Linked DNA regions of Homo sapiens: all the other regions are linked to region 2. A link is a loop called in an ENCODE intact Hi-C map of the cell type or tissue named here. Cell type or tissue: endothelial cell of umbilical vein. All regions are shown on one strand. Links, peaks and the distances in the headings refer to the core of each region. The heading gives the core; the rest is flanking DNA.

Evidence for each region. Peaks named below come from ENCODE experiments on the same cell type or tissue, not always from the same donor. Only the 100,000 strongest peaks of a DNase experiment are listed, where the experiment ranks them.
Region 1: it touches region 2 in a loop (3-fold over the local background); 3 of 110 quality-filtered maps call a loop at or near these places.
Region 3: it touches region 2 in a loop (4-fold over the local background); 3 of 110 quality-filtered maps call a loop at or near these places.

Annotation. Positions count from the first base shown.
Region 1 is chr14:95,181,368-95,186,367 of GRCh38, reverse strand. CLMN (calmin) reads left to right here. Exons shown (of 13, transcript NM_024734.4): 13 at 1-4,428. Among named protein-coding and RNA genes, the nearest start is that of DICER1-AS1, 26 kb to the right of the region's middle. In endothelial cell of umbilical vein, for the core only: no CTCF peak of the experiment used is centred there; DNase peaks (open chromatin) are centred at 177, 767 and 2,457; H3K27ac peaks cover 2,290 bases.
Region 2 is chr14:95,241,445-95,252,164 of GRCh38, reverse strand. All of the region lies in intron 1 of CLMN (calmin), which reads left to right. Among named protein-coding and RNA genes, the nearest start is that of CLMN, 73 kb to the left of the region's middle. In endothelial cell of umbilical vein, for the core only: no CTCF peak of the experiment used is centred there; a DNase peak (open chromatin) is centred at 2,884; H3K27ac peaks cover 2,558 bases.
Region 3 is chr14:95,429,813-95,434,812 of GRCh38, reverse strand. SYNE3 (spectrin repeat containing nuclear envelope family member 3) reads left to right here. Exons shown (of 18, transcript NM_152592.6): 16 at 1,404-1,553; 17 at 2,696-2,734. Among named protein-coding and RNA genes, the nearest start is that of SYNE3-AS1, 84 kb to the left of the region's middle. RefSeq lists an enhancer at 3,200-3,339. In endothelial cell of umbilical vein, for the core only: CTCF peaks have their summits at 2,430 (motif pointing right) and 3,403; no DNase peak of the experiment used is centred there.

The DNA.
Region 1 (5,000 bases), core at 1-5,000, 66 kb after region 2:
CCACCCAGAACATGGGCGTCTCCATTTCTGAGGTTCAGCATAGTTCCCCCCACCCTCTTCCCATGCAGTGCATGCCTGCTCTTTATCAGGATGGAACAGAGGGAAGGCAGAGGCACTGGGGGCAGCCTGTGTTGTTGATCTCTGTAAGTCACAGACTGTTCGAAAACCTCAGGAATTATGTAAGCGTTCAGTGCCTCATTTAAGAGATGAAAAACTGAAGATTAGAAAGAGGAAACGACTAGTCGCCCTGCTAGTTGATGACCTCCAGATAGCCATCTTCATTCCCAGTTAAGTTTACTACAAAACCACAGCCTCAGCTGCTGAAGCTAACCTCCCTACCCACCATCGCTAGGGACTCAGAACACCATGGAGCTCATCTCTCCAACAAAAGTCAGAATTAGCAAGTACAGATGTGTCTTACGAAAATGTCAGAATCCATCATGGCTGCTTTGGTGAGGAGCTGTTCTCCTTCCGTGGTCATGCCATTGGAAGGCAGTTGTATGACAAGAATGCTTTCACATGAGCTCCGATTTTCTTAACTCTCCAGAAGGACTTCAGAAGCCTCTGGAGTTTTGAGACACGGCCTCTCTCTCCCTTCTGCTTGGAGACACCTTCCTGGGGGTCTCCACTGCATTCCCCGCCGGTATTCCTCTGTGGAGCCTTGCGCCCTCAGGTCCCAGAAATGGGCTGTGTGGGAGCTTCCAGTCAGCCTGGTATCTCGGGACCTTCTCAGCCAGGAAATGAGACTGCACAAAGCCCTGTGAGGCCCAGCTGTGTTATTTCTCCTTCCCCGACATTGCATAATCACTGCTGACACAGCATTTGGGGAAGATTTAACGTCTTGGGCCAGCAGCTGCCATCTGGAACCATCACCACATAGCAGGTTGTTCTGTCCCATCCAACTGATGAGGGGGCTGCCCTAATGACAAGGTCCAGGACCTGGGTTGGGTGGTGGAAGGCTGGGAGCTGGAGTGGGCATTATTGTGCTTCTGTGCTGAAAATTGCTATGGCTCTTTTCCCCTAACAGCCAGCGTGGGAGAACCAAACATGAGACACAAGCATCCCCTTGAGCTCCACAGATCTTGCGCCTTGCTCTCATCAGGCATTTCCTTGGAAAACAGCAGTCAGCAGCTCATGGAAGTGAGCCCGGTGCACAGACTTTGCATGGACTTTGCACAGGTTCCATTTCCATCGTGTGCAGACACCTGTATCTTTGGGCTCCACGTGAGCACCTGCCCTCTTCACTCTGATTTTTTTTTTAAGAGACAGCATCTTACTCTGTCACCGAGGCTGGAGTACAGTGGTGTGATCACAGCTCACTGCAGCCTGAAACTCCTGGGCTCAGGCAATCCTCCTGCCTCAGCCTCCCAAGTAGCTGGTAGTACAGGTGCATGCCACCACGCCCACCTAATTTTTTTATCTTTTATAGATACAGGTCTCACTGTTGCTCAGGCTGGTCTCGAACTCCTGGCCTCAAGTGATCCTCCTGCCTTGGCCTACCAAAATGCTGGGATTATAGGCATGAACCACTGTGCCTGGCCTTCACTCTGATTTTTCTTAAGAGTCCTACAGGACCTTCAGGTCTTGTCACTTCTCTACCATTGTGTGTGAGACAGGGCATGGGGTGAGCTTGGTCAGGTGTGGGTCAAAAGCCTGGAGACTCAGAGCTGCTGGTTCCCCAAGAGCCCACAAAAGTTATCAGAGTTTCTGAGCTGAGTGTTCTGCAGTTGCCAGACCCCACAATGCTGGGAATACTGGCTTCTTTGTGTTTAGAACTTGTTCTGAGAACCTTGATGAGAACACATCAAGCAAGCAGTTCCTCCCAGCCAGGGCTGGAGCAACATGCCAAAAAACATTCTTGTCTATGGGAAAAAGACAACCAGTATTTTGTACTGTTTGACCAAGTTGTTTTTAAATATACACATGCCTCAACAATCCACGGCCTCAATCGCACTGCTAATTTGTTTAAATCCCTGACACTCAGATGTCAAGAATAGCTTCATCTAGCAGTGTTCTCTTTAAAGGAACCCTTTTTTTTGTTTTCATTTTAATCACTGCCTTCTTCTCTGGGAGGTATTGTGGGCTAGAGAAAGAAGTCAGGTTTGGGAGTCAGCCAGATTTAGATTGGAGTCCCAGCTCTGTCACCAGATCTCTGGGTGATCTTGGCAAACTAACTTCTGAGCTTCTGTGCATTATAGGCATTCAGCACATATTTGTTGGATGAAAAATACTTTTCTTGAAAGTTTATGAAGTTGTAGGATGCCCAGCAGCCCCCTTTTCTCTATTTCCTTCCTCTTGAAGCAAGCGTTGACTATACCTCTTTCCCTAACCCTTAGTGTACCATAGCTTCTTCCAACCTCTCTCCAATCCATTACTTTTTTCTGAGCTACCCTGTCTCAAATCTAACTCAGGCCTTTTTGCAAGAGGAAGTTTAAGCCATTGTTTACTCATTAACTCACTTGACCCTTAGAACAATCGTGGGAGGTGTTTATTTCGGAAAGGAAGCTAAAGCACAGGACAGAAAAATAAGGTCATAGCGTGAACTAGTAAGTAGCAGAACTGGGAACATAGGACTGTTATTTTCAAACACTCTAAACTTCACTGCAGTTGCAAATTTGCAACCAAAATGGCCGCCTTGAAAGGGTCTTTTGCAGTAAAATCTCAGTGTCCAACATCAAAGACAGTTCTTCAGGGCCTCCAATTAACTATACATCCTGCCCCCAGCTGCTCATCTCTGCACCTCTAACACGTACTTCACAGAGTAGGAAATTGGGCTTTCTCCTTCAAAAAGAAAAGTAGAGAAGGCCTGAGGGCAGTGTAATTAAAATGGAGAAGTAGAGACCACGAATTACTTGGATGAATTCATAACTGGTTGGTCTCTGAGGCAGGGATTATTATTTTTCCTGTATTTTAAGCTTAAAAGTAGTGATTTTTGCATTGTTACAAAAAACAAAATAGCAAAATATCATTTGATACTTGTATTCTGTTTGCAATAGCTACCACTTCCTTTAGCCCCAGCAAAAATCAATAGGTGTGTATTCTCTACAAGCCCATGCTGTGCCAGAATGCCAGTATTGCTAAATGTCATGCAAGGATTTAGACACTTTTTTAAAGGAAACTCTGGGAGTGCCTGTTGTCTGGAGAGTTGACATTGTCCAAAGCAGGCCAACACTGGTATGGGTATGGAGAACCCACGTCCTAGCTGTGGCTCACCTGCAGATGCCTTGAATTTACCTCTCTGGGTTGGAAGTGGGAAGACTTCTTTTAAAAGTCCTTTCTAAGTTTAAAAATCCAAAGGTTACGAAGGTAGTTTTTATTTATCTCAATAAGTGGCCTATTTGCTTAAAGCAAGTGTACCTCTGTATATCAGCCCAAAGCTTAGGGCAGTGCTTCTTGGCTTTAGTATCTGAGAAAGGTGCCTTTGGGAAGAGTTTGGTCAGACAGAAGGTAGTCTGAATCTTAAAGGTTTCAGATGAATGTTTGAAGTAGAACCTGGGAAATCTGCTTCCTAGGGCTGTTAGAAGGAAATTGGTCTCCTTAAATTACGTCAGCATCTGAGGCAGTTTCCTAAGGGAATTTCTTTTAAATTCAAAAGTTCAACTGCAGGAATAAATAGCTGTACAGGACTAGATCTTCCCATCCCTCATCTTTTCCCCTTCCCCGAGTAACGACTCAAAAAGGCTTCTGAAATTCTACTCAGAATCGGAGCCGTTTGCATTCCAACAAGGATCCCTTAAGCCAAATGCTGGTGTGTTTGTGTAGAATGTCCCTGGGGTAGGGGCGGTAGCTGTGGGGAGGGAATGTGGTGCAGGGGACACCTGCCCTCTGCCCTTGAAATTGCACCATAAGATGCTGCCTATGTCACTCACAGTGGTGCTGATACTATCCGCCAAAGACAAATTGTGAACACGGAAAAATGGTCGTTCCCTACTGTACATCCTCAGGACAGACTTAACTAAACTTGGAGACAGGAGATTGTTCAGACCATATTGTAGTGGGTGGTGATCATTGTTTTATTTTGGGGGAGTCTGGTCTATTGAGCAGATTGAATGTTTCCTTATTGTGCAGGGCTTAATTGACTATGTCTGAAAGTTTTTACTGAGAGCTCTAAGAAAACTATTGAGGAAAATGAAATGTTATTTTGTAGTACAAGGATTATTTTTGTCTATTTAGGATATACATAGCTGTAGCTTTGTAAAAAAAAAGATCTTTATAAACAATATATGAATGTGCCGTCTTATTTATTGATTACTGTAAATTAAGATATAAATGGCTATTTGAATAATTTATACCTGTGGGAATTAACTGGAGTATTTGTTATTTGACTGTTTTCTATTAAGGAATATTAGGCTTGGTGCTATGATGAATGATCTTGTAAAATCATGTGTATTCTTAAGAAAATTTTTGAATATAAATTTCTTGAACTGACGATTTCGTTGATGATACTTATTTTCATGTGTGTTTGTGGTTTTGACAACCAGAAATTACACTATCTTTCCAACAAATAGTCCCAACAAATAATACTTTTGCCAGGGCCGAAGCGAAGCCAATTGGCTTTAGAGTGGTAGAGATTGTAGAGAATATGCCCTTTTTTAAACTGCATTAACTTGCCTAGAGCCTTTGTAATGCTCCAAGTAGTAGTAATAATAGTAGTAGTAGCTATGCAGCTCTGGAGTGGGACTGCCTAGGTCTGAATCCTAGATCTGTCTTTTACTAGCTGTGTGACCTCCAGGAAGTTACTGTAGTTGCCAGGGGTCCTCAGAAGACAGAGCCTGAGCCAAAGCTGACGTGATGATTGCATCATTTGAGGGCAGAGGGGATGCAACCAAGGGCAGCAGGAGTAAGATGGGGACAGAGGGAGAGCAAATAAAAGGTGGTGCAACAAATATTTATTACACACCTACTTGGCATCAGCACTGTTCTGGTTGCTGCGAATATAATAGGAAACCAAAACAAGGTTTTTATCCTCCCAGAGCTGACCGTCTAGTGAGAAGAGGCAG
Region 2 (10,720 bases), core at 1-5,000:
GCCCGACTTCAGCTGGCACACTCAGCACCCCCTGTTGCTCCTTTGGTAATTTCCGGCCCCTTGGAGAAGGAAGGACCACCCCGAGTCCACGGTCTTGGGCCCAGACCCAGCAGGACTGGAAGGAAGAGGCGCAGAGCCATAAAGTGGTCTGCAGGGAAGTTATTTTTCAATCAAGTTGGGCTTTGCCTCGCTAATCCTTCTCCTCCATGGGGGCTGAGTGCAGAAAACTCATCTCTGCATAAAGAGACCCCAGGCCTGGCTCGGGTCCTTGGACCCAAGTTTAGAACCTGTGCCTGGAGCTATGAGAATAAGTAAAAGGAAGGGAATGTGTCTCAGAAAACCACTAGGCTCTGAGGAGCTCCAGCACTCCAACAAAAGAGACAGTTGAACAATGGGAAGAGGTGCTGTTCACCAGCAAAGGCCCCACAATTCTCCCTGTGACACTGCATGTTCCCAGAATTACAGCCAATCTTTCTAAGACATTGAGAATATCATTTTTATGTGTGTGACCCTGAGCATAAAATTCCTTTACCTTTCTGAGCCTCAGTTTCCTCCTCTACAAAACAGAGATAATAATACCTATCTCTCAAGTGCCCAGAGCCATGCACAGAACTTAATAAATACAGGTTCCTAGTTTTCACACTCAAGGGTATACAATGACCTTTTTGATTCAGATGCTAGGTCGTCCTCGTTCTGTAACAAAAGAATTGTATTTATACAATCGAAGACATTCAGAATCGGACAAGTAGGGAACAAATGTGTTTTAAAGAGTGCAAAGACCACTTGACTAGGAGACGAGTCCCTTTTACTACATCTCTGATTTTATAGGGTTGGCCGGTGAGAATATGGGATTCGATTCACAGCCAGAATGATTGGATCCCATCCACAAAATGAATATCACATGCAGAGGCACAAAGCTTTCTTAGAATGCAGGATGGTGGGTGGTGGTTTTATCATCATTGTCTAAGAACCAAGAAGATGGACGTTGCCTTTGGCCCTGCGACACCCACCCCCCATTACACACACACATGAGATCATTGAGTGCAGACGCCAAATGCGTATTCCATACCACATGGGAAATAAAAAGTGCACTCAGGAAATCCAGAGGTTAGAGGAGGTGATGTTTGGCTCCAGGTGGTCCCTGGAGCAGATTTCCTGTACTGTCGTTAAGAACCAGCCCTCTCCTAATACCTTTGCAAGATCTCCTAGTCCTTGCCACCTTTTCTAGTGCTTGTCCTTTCCATTCTCCTCCCCTCCCAGCTCCCACATGCAAACATGTAGCTCATCATCTTGAGGCTTTGGGCCAGTCCCCCTATGTTTTTCAGAGGCCCCAAGCAATATACAGTATTCATGAGCCCTTGTTTATGCCTTAGTCCCCTGCATTCGTTCATTCTTTGTACCTGAAGTAAGAGACAGGCTTCCTGACTTAACGGGGTGACCTCCAATAGAGTTAATCTGCAGGGTTTTAGAACCTGGATGACATGCTCTGTAGCTCTTCAGGATGTGTAATTGTTTTGCATTTCTTGCTTTTGGCTCAGCCGCCAATATTTATGAACACTGCATGGCTTTTTGTGAAGAAGTTACATGTGGGGCAACATAACAGAGGGAAGAACACATCCCAGAGAGCCTGTTGCCTGTTATTTGTCTGCCGAGCCATCTTATCTTGAATTATTTTTCTCTGGCTTCATGAGAGAATGGAGTTGGAAGAGTTTTGCAGATTGTAAAGTGCTATAGAATTGCAAGTACCCACAGGCATTTATGCATAAAATGCTTATTACTGAAGTATGTATAGCAGCAGGAAAAAAACATTGGAACTAGCTGAAATATCCAACAATTGGGATATGGTTGAGTAAGCATTCTGTTTACCGTCACACATGATGGGTTTGTAATAACACAAGGATGTCTATTTTATCGTTCACCTGCAAGTAACAAAAACTTGACTTACAATGGCTTCATCAAAGAGGATTTCTTGATCATATACAAATAAGCCCAGAGAGAGACAGCCTGGCCCAGTTCTGGGGCCCAGTAGGGCCATTCAGGAACCAGCTACCTCTGTTCACTGCTCAGTCATTCTTAGCAGTGGCGGTTGTGTAATCCAGCTTCGCACCTTTGTTTTGGGAAGGCAGATTAAAGGAATGGGAACGGGGGCACACACCAGCATTGTCTGCCCCCTTTTAAAAAGCATTCCTGGAACCCCTACTCCCTGAGTTCCACTCCCAGCTCCTTGGCCAAACTTTGTTACATGGCTACCTCTGAGTGCAAGAAGGCTGGGAAATGGTTGTTTTTAAACCAGGAAGATTGCTAACTTGAAATTGGGTTCTGAGTGGGCAGATCATGAAGTCAGGAGATCAAGACCACCCTGGCTAACACAGTGAAACCCCGTCTGTACTGAAAATACAAAAAAAATTAGCTGGGTGTGATGGTGCACGCCTGTAGTCCCAGCTACTTGGGAGGCTGAGGCAGGAGAATTGCTTGAATCCGGAAGGCGGAGGTTGCAGTGAGCTGAGATCGCACCACTGCACTCCAGCCTGGGCGACAGAGGGAGACTCCATCTCAAAAAAAAAAGAAAAAGAAAAGGAAAGAAATTGGGATTCTGTTTGTTAGAAAGAAGGGGAAAATGGATATTGGGGAGGCAACCAGCAGCATCTGTCTCGGTCCACCCCATTAGCTTCCCAAGATATTTGTACATACCCTTTTCCAATACACAGACATGACTCACCTTCTTCCCAAGGGAGAGGGCTACAAAGTTTCATTATGTTATTGCAGCTAGGGTGCAAAGTCCAGGATCGGGCAGGACTGTGCCAGTTTCCCACCAGGTTTGAATGTGTCTGGTTCCTTGTGCTAATCAACTAAAAGACAAGTTATCTGCTCAACATGCAGTGATGAAGAGGAAGCAAGATAAATAGCAGTGACAACGGCTACCATTCAGGAAAGGCGAGAAAAGATATTGGGCAGGCAGCCAGCTGTGTCCACTATGCAGCATACCTTACTGGTGCACACACAATGTGGTCAAAATAGTGTTAAGCCATCAAAAATGCAACAAACGTAGAAGGAAGAATGAAAGGAAATCATTTGTCATAGAATAATTTAATCCATGTGCCTTTTTTTCTGTTGTAATTTTCAATTTTGTTCTACTGTAGATACCCACTCATTTTGTACAAAGAAAATTTTCTTGTCAAATATAACATTTGTAAATATTTCCCCCGATTGGTGTTGAAGACAGAAGATCAGAAATGCTGCACTATGTACAGGGTACATAGTAATTTTTTGTAAATAAAACATAAAACTTTTATCAAATATATACTTATGGTAGAAAAAATATACAGGCAAGCTTATGATAAAAACGTTGTTTCCTATTCCAGTTCCCCCCACTGCAGGCTTGTTTATGCAGGGAAGCCCTTTTATGGCATTTAGACTTTGAAGACAGGATTCTTCCCTTGCAGAAGGGAAGAACTGACTAAAATATTTGAAATTGCAAATAACCACCAAAAGCACGCATCCATCTGCAGAGGGACCCTCCAAGGTGGCAGGCAGCATTGCAGGGGGTGGTGACCTAATTTGGAAGGACTTGGAATACTTCTGCTAATGATTTCCTTGTGGTTTACTGGGACATGCTATGAGTGACATCTGGTGTCCTGGTCAGGGACGAGGTCAACGGACAGTACTGTGTAATGGTTAGGGATGTGAGCTTTAGGGCCAGGCCTGGGGTTCAAACCTCGCTCTCATTTCTTCGATGGGTAACCTAACGTCTCTGTGCCTTGGTTAGCACAGCTGCAAGATGGGGATCAGAAATATTTGAGTCAAGGTCTCTATGTTGCTGTTTTTAACATTCATTGGTTTATTTAAAATTTCCCAATTCTTCTTGCCCTAATTTTGGCATTTTATATTTTCTTAAGAATTTTAGTTATGTTTTCAAACTTTCAGAATACAATGATTTTTTAAAATATTTTAAAAAATTGTCTGAATCAAAGCCCATACATTGCAACGAGCTGGTGTGTCTCTTAAGCCTCTCTTGACAAGTTTCTTTTCCCCTCTTTCCTCTTTTTTTTTTTTCATTTGCAGTTTGCTTATTGAAGAAATTAGTTGAGCTGCTTTTAATTGTAACCAACAGAAACCCATGAGAGCACCATTAAAAAGTTGGATTTACTTTAAGAGTAGCAGAGTTGCATAAACCCAAGGGTTAGGGTGTAGTGGGGCCTCAGGAACTGGCCAGAACAGGTCTCTCTTTTGCATGCTTTCTCTCTCTCTCCTTCTCTCTCTTTTTCTCTCTCTCCTCTTCTCTCATCTCTATGTCTCTCTCTTTCTTCCTTCCTCACTAGTCTTTGCTCTCCAGTCCACGTAGCAGCTAATGGCCTGCACACCATCCCTTTGATTCGAAGGACCAGTCAGTTGGAGTCCAGAATCATAGTCCCATTCTGAATTTCCAAGGAATGGATTCAGGTGCAACCCTGATCCATTGACCACATTGTTGGCTGCCAGGGTCCCAGTGCTCTTACCACGTGGATCAGTGGTAAGGGAGGAGACATCCTTATACAAAAGTGGGTCTGCAGACCCTTCTGGTGTGCACACCATAATGATAGTGCCTGTCTCCTGGGTTGGCTGGGTCAGAGTAAAGGATGAAGTGTGCACAGTGCAGAGCAAAGAGGAAGCCCAAAAGACATGGAGCTGTGCAGCAGAGATCCGACAACCAGCAGCCTCTCGACTCAGGGAGGTTCCTTCATGCCTGATGGCACCATGCGGCACAGCACCTCTTTTCTTCCCAGGGGCCAATCAGATGCAGCACCTTAATTGACCATTTAAATGCCAAGATGGCTGAGCCTTGGCCAAGCATGTGTACATCTGCTGCTCATTATGTAGCCAGGGAAGTTCCCTGGATACCTGAACCTAGGCATAGAAAATGCTGGCCTGGGTGAAATCCCTTCACAGTGGCTCAGTGCCAGAAAAGCACCATGTAGGGACTTCATTCCAGGTCAGAATTCCACCAATATAGCCATAGTGACCCATCCAATCAGGGATGGATGTTCAGAAGGCCCCTTGGGCTGGCACACTGCTGGGTCCCACACTGATTCCTGAGTACCTTCACCCAGGCTGTCATGGTTCTGGCCTGTGAATTCTGTCTGGTGATGTCACTGACATTAACAGCCTGATCAGTACTGTGAACAGCAACTCTGGGAGTCCAGGGGGCAGGTGCAAAGAGGGAGAAGACCTAGATTTTGTTCCTAGAATTGATGAGGTTAGATTCACAGAGTAGCAGTTAAGGTTGCAGCTGGGAAATGAGTGATCTAAACTCTATAAGAATTTGGGGGCAGGGATATTTTAAAATGTGGGTTTTATTATAATTCAGCTATGGTGAGGCCCACAGATCAGGAGACAACTTCCATTTTAAAAAACAGTTTGTGGCCAGGTGCCGTGGCTCACGCCTGTAGTTCCTGCACTTTGGGTGGCTGAGGCAGGAGGATCACGAGGTCAGGAGATTGAAACCATCCTGGCTAACACAGTGAAACCCCACCTCTACCAAAAATACAAAAAATTAGCTGGCGTGGTGGTGGGCGCCTCTACTCCCAGCTACTTGGGAGGCTGAGGCAAGAGAATGGCATGAACCCGGGAGGTGGAGCTTGCAGTGAGCCAAGATGGCGCCACTGCACTCCAGCCTGGGCGACAGAGCGAGACTCCATCTCAAAAAAATAGTTTGTTACTCACAGTTCCCAAGAGGAGGGGGGTGCCACACCATGCAGGGCCCCATGGGAAGCCCCACGGCCCATTAAGTGGCAAAAGGAGAGAGAAGAAAGATGGACAAGAACCTTTCTTGTGGTTTTCACAGGAAGGAATGGGAGAGGCAGGTTCAGCAGGTTTAGGATTGGTAGTTTGAGTGATTTCAGCAGGCTCTGAGCATAGGGGCTGTCCCTAGTTTCCTGGCCTGGCCCTGAGGTAATTAGGGCAGGAAACATTGTCTCAAAGTATAATAGCCTGATAGAGGAAGGGAAAGGTGTGGGCTCTGGATTGTTCGGTTTTCATATGAAAAGCATGTTTCTTGTGAGTTGTGTGCTATTGCTAGGAATCAGTCAGCTCTGGGAGCAGCAGCTTATTTAGTATTAGCAGAGTCCCAGATGTCACAACATCAGAATATGCAAAAAATAAAAAGTCATGATTAATACGAGGGAATATCATAATGGGCATGGTGCGTTTGGAGGCCAAATGCAAAGAGTAGAAAAGGGAGTGGGCTTTCCATCCATCCATCCATCCATCCATCCATCCATCCATTCATCCGTGTGTCCATCCATCCATCCATCCATCCATGCATCCATCCATCCAGCAATCCACCCACCCACCCACCTATCCATCCATCCGTCCATCCATCCATCCATCCAATAATCCAACCACCCACCCACCTATCCATTCATTCATTCATCCATCCATCCACCCATCCATTTATCCATCCACCTATCCATCCATCCATCCATCCATCCATCCACCCACCCACCCACCCATCCATCTATCCATCTACCTATCCATTCATCCATCCATCCATCCACCCACTCACCCATCCACCTATCCATTCATTCATCCATCCATCCACCCACCCATCCATTCATCCATCCATCTCTCCATCCACCTATCCATTCATCCATCTACCTATCCATCCATCCATCTACCCACCCATCCACCTATCCATCCATCCATCCATCCATCCGTCCATCCATCACGCATCTGTACTTACACACCAGGCACTGGGAGGGGGCAAGATACAAAGATTTATAAGACATTCTGCCTACTTATGCATTCACTCATTCATGTGTTCACTTGTTCATTATTATACTCTACATTCTTGGACATTTGAGGTAGCTTACCTGACCCATAAAATAAAATAAAACAAAACAAAACTATATATATATAATATATATATATATATTATATATATATATATAATATATATATATAATATATATATATATATAATATATATATATATTATATATATATATATATATAATATAACCAGTTACAGTTCCTTTTTCACTTTGCGGTCAGGAAATTCATCCTTGAACTTGAAGTCCACCTTTAGCAAATGAGTGAGAATGTGGCCCAAATATTTAGATATTAACCTTCCTTGAACCTAAATTTTCATGAAAATATTCATTGATTTAGATCCTTATGTGTGTGTGTGTGTGTGTGTGTATACACATATATGTGTATATATGCTAAAGGTGGACTTCAAGTTCAAGGATGAATTTCCTGACAGCAAAGTGAAAAAGGAACTGTAGGTGGTTATGAGATTCCTGTTGCCCCAAAGGGGAAATCCTGAATATTTGCAGCAGCCCCCATTGGAAGGGGATCTGTTAGTGATCCCCATTGGAAGGGGATCTGTTAGTGATATGATATGTCCTTCTTTTAGCGCACTAGTGTGTTCTCATCTCCTGCATAGATGCACGGGTTCATCTTCACGTAAAAATTGACCCCTAACAAACCTGTGTCAAAGAACAGTTTTCATAGCATATATAGAGGGAAGAATTATAGTAGTCTTTCAACAAAAGTAACAAAACCTTCCATTGTACTGGATTTTTTAGCAGCCTGAAAAACATTTCTCAAGACTTCCCTGTCAGAATCATCTGATGTAGAGTGTTTCTGTGCGTTCTTAGTTTTTCTATGCGATGTTAAGTTTTGGAGGAACTAGAAATGTTTGACCAGAGGCACCCACAATCAGGTTTCCAGTATCTCAAAGCTTGTCTTGTGGATAAGGAGAAAACTCAACGGGCACAACTAGGACCAATAATTGGGAGTGTGAGGGTGACAGGTTTCAGTTCAGTATCTGAAAATTAGGCTACTAGAGCTGCCCAACTGTGGAACAGGCTACCTGAATAGGTACTGAGCACCTCATCCCGGGAGGCATTCAAGTAGACTCTGGCTGACTGCCTTGATGACAGTGTTGGATGAGAAGCTGTATTAGTCTGTTCTCGCACTACTGTAAAGAAATACCTGAGATTGGGTAATTTATAAAGAAAAGAGGTTTAATTGGCTCATGGTTCTGCAGGCTGTATAGGAAGCATGGCTGGGGAGGCCACAGGAATCTTACAATCATGGTAGAAGGCGAAGGGGAAGCAAGTACCTCTTACATGGCTGGTGCAAGAGGAAAAGAGAGAGGGGGAAGGTGCTACACGCCTTTAAACAACCAGATCTCGTGAGAACTCTATTGAGAGAACAGCACCAAAGGAATGGTGCTAAACTATTCAAAAGAAATCACCCCTGTGGTGCAATCACCTCCCACCAGGCCCCACCTCCAACATTAGGGATCACAATTTGACATGAGATTTGGGTGGGGACACAAATCCAAACCATATCAGAAGCTGCTTTTACTGAAAGGCCTCTCCAGTCAGAAAACTGGATTGTCGAGTGCTCCAATAAGCAGAGTAATTCTGGGTTCTTTGGTGCTAAAAAAAAAAAAAAAAATAGAGGAGATTACTCTCCTTGAACAAAATTTGATCTATTGAAAAATTTTACCTTGGATTTTTTTTCACCTATTTCTATTTAAACTTTACCGAAAAAAAAATCAAGGAATCATTTTTCTTCTCCATGCTCCCCTGGATTCTTCAAACAAAGGAAAAATTTTAGTAGGGGTTAGGTGAGGGAGGAGTGAGTGCTAGGACTGGATTTGAAAAGGTCAGTTGTTGAAGAAGGAAAACAGAGGCAATAATTATTTAAAAGCATGGTTGCCCAAATGTGATTTTCAGTACTGGTTTTGGTGATGGCGGGAGAAAATTCAAGTAGGGCTCCCTGACTTGCAAGTAACAAACACTTCTGCCTTTTCTAGTTCCCACAGACCTACCCCCAACACACACACCTATCACCCCATCAATCCACCACTGCTCTTTGATTTTCTCATAACAGTAAAGAGAATGCAAACAAATCTTTCCTTCTGAAGCCCAAAACTGGATCTTAAAATCTTAAAAGTTGGGCCATGAGCGGTAAGGACACCAGAAGAATCTAAAATGCCTGCTTAAATCAGGCAGTGAATCTTATGGAGTCTACAGCAGGGTTTGGCAAAGTAGGCCCACCACTTGATCATACAAAGAAAGTTTTGTTATAACACAGCCATACCCATTTATGCAGTGTTTTGGCAGCTTTCACACCATGATGATGACTTGACTCTATATGACAAAGACCATAGGGCCTTCAAAGTCTGCAACATTTACTATGTGGCCCTTAACAGAAAAAAAATTGCCAACCTCTAGCTTAGGGCAGTGGTTCTCAGCCCTGGCTCAGTGTCAGAATCACCTGGGGTACATTAAAAATAGAGATGCCAGGCTGGGCGTGGTGGCTCATGCCTGTAATCCCAGCACTTTGGGAGGCCAAGGTGGGCGGATCACGAGGTCTGGAGTTCGAGACCATCTTGGCCTATATAGTGAAACCCTGTCTCTACTAAAAATACAAAAAATGAGCCGGACATGGTGGCATGCGCCTGTAGTCCCAGCTACTTGGGAGGCTGAGGCAGGAGAATCACTTGAACTGTGGAGGTGGATGTTGTTGCAGTGAGCCGAGATCATGTCACTGCACTCCAGCCTGGCGACAGAGCGAGACTCCGTCTCAAAAAAAAAGAAAAAGAGATGCCAGGCTGGGCATGGTGGCTCATGCCTGTAATCCCAGCACTTTGGGAGGCCAAGGCAGGTGGATCACTTGAGGTCAGGAGCTCGAGACCAGCCTGGCCAACATGGTGAAACCCCATCTCTACTAGAAATACAAAAAATTAGCCAGGCATGGCGGTGCATGCCTGTAATCCCAGATGCTCGGGAGGCTGAGGCAGGAGAATCGCTTGAACCTGGAAGGTGGAGGTTGCAGTGAGCTGAGACTGCGCCACTGCACTCCAGCCTGGGCAACAGAGCCTGACTCCATCTCAAAAAAAAAAAAAAAAAAAAAAAAAAGAAAAAGAAAAAAGAAAAGAAATGCCTGAGTCCCCACCCCTAGGATTCAAATTCACTTAGTCTAGAATGGGACCCAGGCACCTCAATTTTTTTTTTTCAAATTTCCCCAGATGACCATCATGTGCACCCAGGACTGAGAATCACAGGTGTAATCCAAGTGGGTTTTTTAAGATTGCAGAACTGGCGTTTGTAACCTACAGGGTTTCTGCCCAGGAACAATGATCCAACTTCGACCTCAATGTCACAGTCTGGTTCTTGAGGTCTGAGCTATTGGGTCTGTGGCATTAGGGAGACCTTGTAATAACAAAAATCCCTTCGGGTACTCTGGTGACCAGACTTCCTTGAAAAGGTTGAAGGTGGTTGACATTACGGCGAGAGTGTGCGTGCGTGTGTGTTCCATATACACACACGCACACACACAGGCGTGCATGAGTGTATACATTTAGACAGTTTGTATATATAGATAACTTTTGTTTGTTTTCAAATGAATGCATTTCAGAAGGATCAGTTGGTGTCTGCAGCATTGGTATTGTCACATTGTCATAGCTCAGTCTCCTGGCTCCAGCTTACGCAGCCTCTGGTCTCTCTTGTGCTAATTAACACAAAATGTTGGTGACACTTCCAGCTCCAGGAGAACTTGACACCTCTTGCCTTTCTTCATCATAGTTTCCAGTCTTTACCTCTCCTGCTCAGGGTAGAAACTTCAGTTCATGCTGTTGTCACTTTTTGTTGGCAGGTAGAAGTTGCAAATGGGAATTTCTGGGTTTGTTTTGCCCCTTGCATTGAAAGCAAATATTAACCGCCTT
Region 3 (5,000 bases), core at 1-5,000, 180 kb before region 2:
GGTGGTGCATGCCTGTAATCCCAGCTATTCGGGAGGCTAAGGCAGGAGAATTGCTTGAACCTGGGAGGCAGAGGTTGCGGTGAGCCGAGATCGCGCCATTGCACTCCAGCCTGGGCAACAAGAGCGAAACTCTGTCTCAAAAAGAAAAAAAAGATTTAGGATAATCTTTTCCTCCAGAGTTGATTTTATTTGCTACTGCCAGGCGAGTAGGGACCTTTCATTCTGGGACCACTAAATCCAAGTTCAAGGCTTGAGTTTCCCTGGTCTACTAAGATGACTTTGAACTGGGCTGCAAGTCTACACAAGGTCCAGGTTTACTTCTGGTTCATTTTTAATAGGGTGAAGGCTTTAGGAGCTCAGCAAAAGGGTGAATGAACCCTATCAGAATCTCTACCTCTGCAGGCCCCAGACTTTGGCCTTTGTCTCCCCAGCCCAGTGAGGCTGCCAAAAGCAAAGATGTTTTACAGCTATTCCTTCCAAATTGGCAAATGTTCTGTGGGCAAAAGCAGATCTGAACACAGCACTGACTGCCCTGGGTTTTCATTCTTTCCCAAGTTGTGGCCCGGTGTGCCTCACATTCTTTTGTTAATACTTTTATGCCTTTAAAATGCTTTAAATATTTTGTCCTTAGTGGGAGGTTTGGTCCCAATTATCTAGTTGGCCATTACCTGGAAATCTTCCTTGCCTGCCTCTCCTGTCTCATATCTGGCTACTCCTCTCATTCCCCCCACCGCACCACCACCCAACTCCAGCCATATCAGAAATGACTTTCCGTTCCTCAAGTTAAACCCCCTTGCTTTTTGTACAGCATACATTCCTGTGGGCTCTGAGAAGCTAAGCAAGGTGTCCCATATTACATGCTAGTAGAATGGGGCAGAGCCAGGATCCAAAGCCAGGATTTAAAACTGGGCTCCCGGATTTATAGCCCCGCTCCTACTGCCCCATCACACCACCTCTCAGGAGTCCTGAGAATAAAAGTTTCCATCCCAAGGGAACACAGTACTTCTATTTCCTGAGAAAAATCTGCACATTAAAACACCATTCTGCCAGGCTCAAAATGCTAACAGAAAGACATGTTCACAATGACAGCTTTTAGAATGATGCGAACTCTAGTCAAGCCCTCTGGAGGACTTGGTCCTGGAATGTCATATTTGGAAGTGACCACTGGAGGTCTGCAGCCCAGCTGCCCGTTCCATGCAGGAGGCCATCCTGTAGCATTCCTGAGAGCAAGGGCTAGGCCTTGGCTTGAATTGCACAGATGGGAGTCCCACTTTATGGATTCTGTCTGCCTCCTCCCTGCCTACCTGTCTGTCAAGTGAAATTTGATGGACCCATCCTTACCATTCAGGTGGGGCTGTCTGGGCCATTTGGAAGCCGCACCATGACGCTGCTGTTTCCCCCAGGAGCTGGAGGCTCGGGTGCCAGAAGGTCAGCATCTCTTTGAGAACCTCCTTCGTCTCGGGCCAGCAAGGGGGACCTCGGATGAGCTGGAAGATCTGCGCTACCAGTGGATGCTGTACAAGTCCAAGCTGAAGGACTCTGGCCACCTGCTGGTAGGTGCCAAGGATGTGCAGGTCCCAGATTCCAGGGACAGGACTATAGCTGGGCCGTATTTGCCTGGGGATACAGTGCTAAGCCTGCATCCACCCTGCCCTGTGCATTCACACACCAGACAGTGGTGACCACTCAGGCAGAGGACAGGGACACTCATGGGTTCTGGGCACTTAGGTGACGCCATTTGGCCATCCAACCACCTCATGAGGCTGAAGTCCCAGTCAGGACAGCAGTGACCTCATAATTAATGTGTAAGGAGTGCTTCCTATCTCCCAAGCCGAGGGCCCTGTGTGCACCGTCCCATTCAGTCTGTACGGTTCCCCTCTGCTCAAGTCATTGTATCTCCAGACTGCAGAGGGGAGCTGAGACTCCAAGCAGTGAAAAACCTTGCCCGAGGCCGCGTGGGTGGTCAGTGGCAGAGCCAGCCTGCAGACACACCCGTGTGTTGTAGGCGTGACCTGGGGAAGCACTGGAGTGGCATCAGGAGCCCTGGGGTCCAGCCCCATGTCTCTAACTTGCCCTGTGTCTTAGTTGAGCAAGCACCTTCCTTTTCGGGGGCCCCTGTGTCTCCTCACACCAAATAATAATAATAATAATAATAATAATAATAATAATAATAATAATAGCAAAACTAGTAATGATCATAACCTTTGCTCAATGCTATGTCCTTATAACAGCCCTTTAAAGGAGGTGCTGTTATATGCCCTGTGAACCAATGAGGAAACTGAGGCACGGACATTAAGTTTCCTAGGTCCCTAAGTCTGAGGAGGGTGGTGAGCTGGCCCTTAAGGGCCCTTTCAGCCTCAGACCCCAGCCCCAAGCTGGGCGCCCCAGGCTTTCCTGGCCCGGGAGCAGCCGAGACGGCCACTAGGTGTCAGCCCAGCCCAAGCCAGGTTGGCCATGGCCCCCGCCGGCCTTGGCCACGGCCTTTCCAGACAGAATCCCAGCTGGGCCTGAAGTGTGTTAAAAAGCTCATTAAATCGAATCATCTGCTGGCTCAGGCTGTCCAGATGACCAGAAGTTTTAAAGAAACACTCCCCTGACAAAACGAATATTCCATTACAGGCTCTGTTGGGATTTAAGTTTCACTCACTTAACTTATTTTTTTCCCCCCTTTTCCTCTCCTTCCCTAAAATAACAGACACAAAGTTCTCCAGGGGAGCCGACTGGATTCCAAAAGGTACAGTGTCTGCCATCTGCTCCACACGGCTAGCAGGCAGGGTGCCTGGAGGGTTGGTGGGCCCGTGACACTGGGGCAAGACTCGTGGGCTTTCTGGAAGGTTCCAGGAAGACCAAAGAACATTTATGGGGGATCAACTCTGGGCTGCGCTGTGCTGGGCCCCAGGATTCTTGATTTCAAGAAGCCCCAGGCTTGGGGGGAGGCTGGCAGGGTGTGCAGAGTCCTCCGCTGGGACAGGCACATAGCAGAGAGGGGATCTTGGAGTTCACCCTCCTAAATCAGGACACGCTGGGGAGTGGACAAAGATGCTACCAATGATTATGCTGTGACAGCAGGTGTGAACCGGGACTGTCCCAGGAAACCTGGGTTGTTGCGGGCAAACTGGACGGTGTGGCCACCCTGGTGATGGAGAGTCTATGGGGCTCGGTAGGGACAGGAGAGGGAGGGATTGTGCCTTTGAGTTCTACTAGGCAGGTGTTTCCACTTACCCTACTGAGCCGTGCTCAGAGTCACTCCCAGGGTCTTTGCAGGCTGAAGCAATAACAATAACAGCAGTAATAACGACAACAATGAGTAATAGGTATGATTATTACTCGAGATGCTATGTATTGGCCATCCACTGTGTGTGCCAGGAACTGTGCTAAGTTGTGGTTAGGGCCTCTCCTGTAACTCTCCCAGTGACACCTAGGAGGCAGTATAATCTCAACTTTCAGCGCGAGGAAACAGAAGGGGCAAGCCTGAAGTGACTTGTTCAAGGAAGGCCTCAGCCCCTCAGTGGTCTCTGGCCTCTGAATCCAAAACTCATGTTGTTAAACTTCCACGTTGTGACTTGGAGAAGACTTCCCTGGGGCCTGGGGTGTCTCCCCATTTCTGGAAAAGCCAAGTGTAAATCGGTGTCTCCTAGTGCCACTGTTTCCAAGGGAATGAATGCTGTGTTTTCCTGCTAGGCATTGGCCCGTAATGACACGAGCCTCCTCCGGCATGCTCTGATCCAAGGAGCTCTGAGTTCCTTGAGATCTCTCATTCTTTGGAATCTGTGTTTCCTAGAAATCTGTGATTTCTTCTTGGCCTCTGGCTGGTGTCATAAGTAACATCTATAGGAGAGTGGGTAACCAATGGACTGGGCAGGGCAGTCACAAAATCAAGGCTGGGCTCTGGGCCCAATACCAACTGGCTTTGTGGCTTCGAGGGAGTTGTTTGGCCCCTTGGGGTTCACTTTCCCCATCTATAAAATGGAGCTTTTTTTTTTTTTTCCTTTGAGACAGAGTCTCCTGTCACACAGGCTGGAGTGCAATGGCACAATCTCAGCTCACTGCAACCTCTGCCTCCCAGGTTCAAGCAATTTTCCTGCCTCAGCCTCCCAAGTAGCTGGGATTACAGGCATGCGCTACCACACCCGGCTAATTTTTGTATTTTCAGTAGAGACGGGGTTTCACCATGTTGGCCAGGCTAGTCTCAAACTCCTGACCTCAGGTGATCCACCCTCTTCGGCCTCCCAAAGTGCTGGGATTACAGGCATGAGCCACTGCACCCAGCCTAAAATGGAACTATTAATGGCAACCTTATTTACTTCATGAACTTATTTTGAAGATCGTGTGAACTGTTGTATATGAAAGTAGAAATGCTTCTGATCACTTAAGCCCTGCCCCCAACACCCCCCAGTTTAGAATAACAAACACACTTCTCATGAGAAAGGGAAAATCATCAGGAAAGGACAGGTGCTCTACACAGGCCAGCCTGGTGGGTCCTGGTGGGAGACGGGGGACCTAGGACCTTGTGTCCAGACCGACTCTAGCTCCTGCACTTTAAGCCTCTCTCTGGTTGGAAGCCCCCACCTATGCAGCCCCTAGGCCAGGATCCATGTGGGTGTCAAGTCTGGTCCCCCTGGTGTCTAGCCATGGTGCCTAGCACATAGTAAGTGCACACTAAATGTTTTTGAGTAGTGACATTTGCTGGCTAACACCAGCCCTCCAGCACAGCCTCAGGTTCCTACAACCTGTAATTAATGTGTTACTGTGGTATGTTCACAGCCATAGCGTTCATTGCTGTCTCTACCCTCCCTCCCTCCCTCCCTTCTTTCCTTCCTTCCTTCCTTCCTTCCTTCCTTCCTTAGTTCTGACTGTGCCAAGATCAGTGAACAGAAGAGCAGTGACCTGTCCTGTAGACTGTACATCCTGCTTGGGTGGAGAGAGGGGGATGGGACCAGAGCGCACATGTCCAGCTGATGTTGCTCAGTAGCACAGTGGGAATCTCTGGGTCAGAGAGC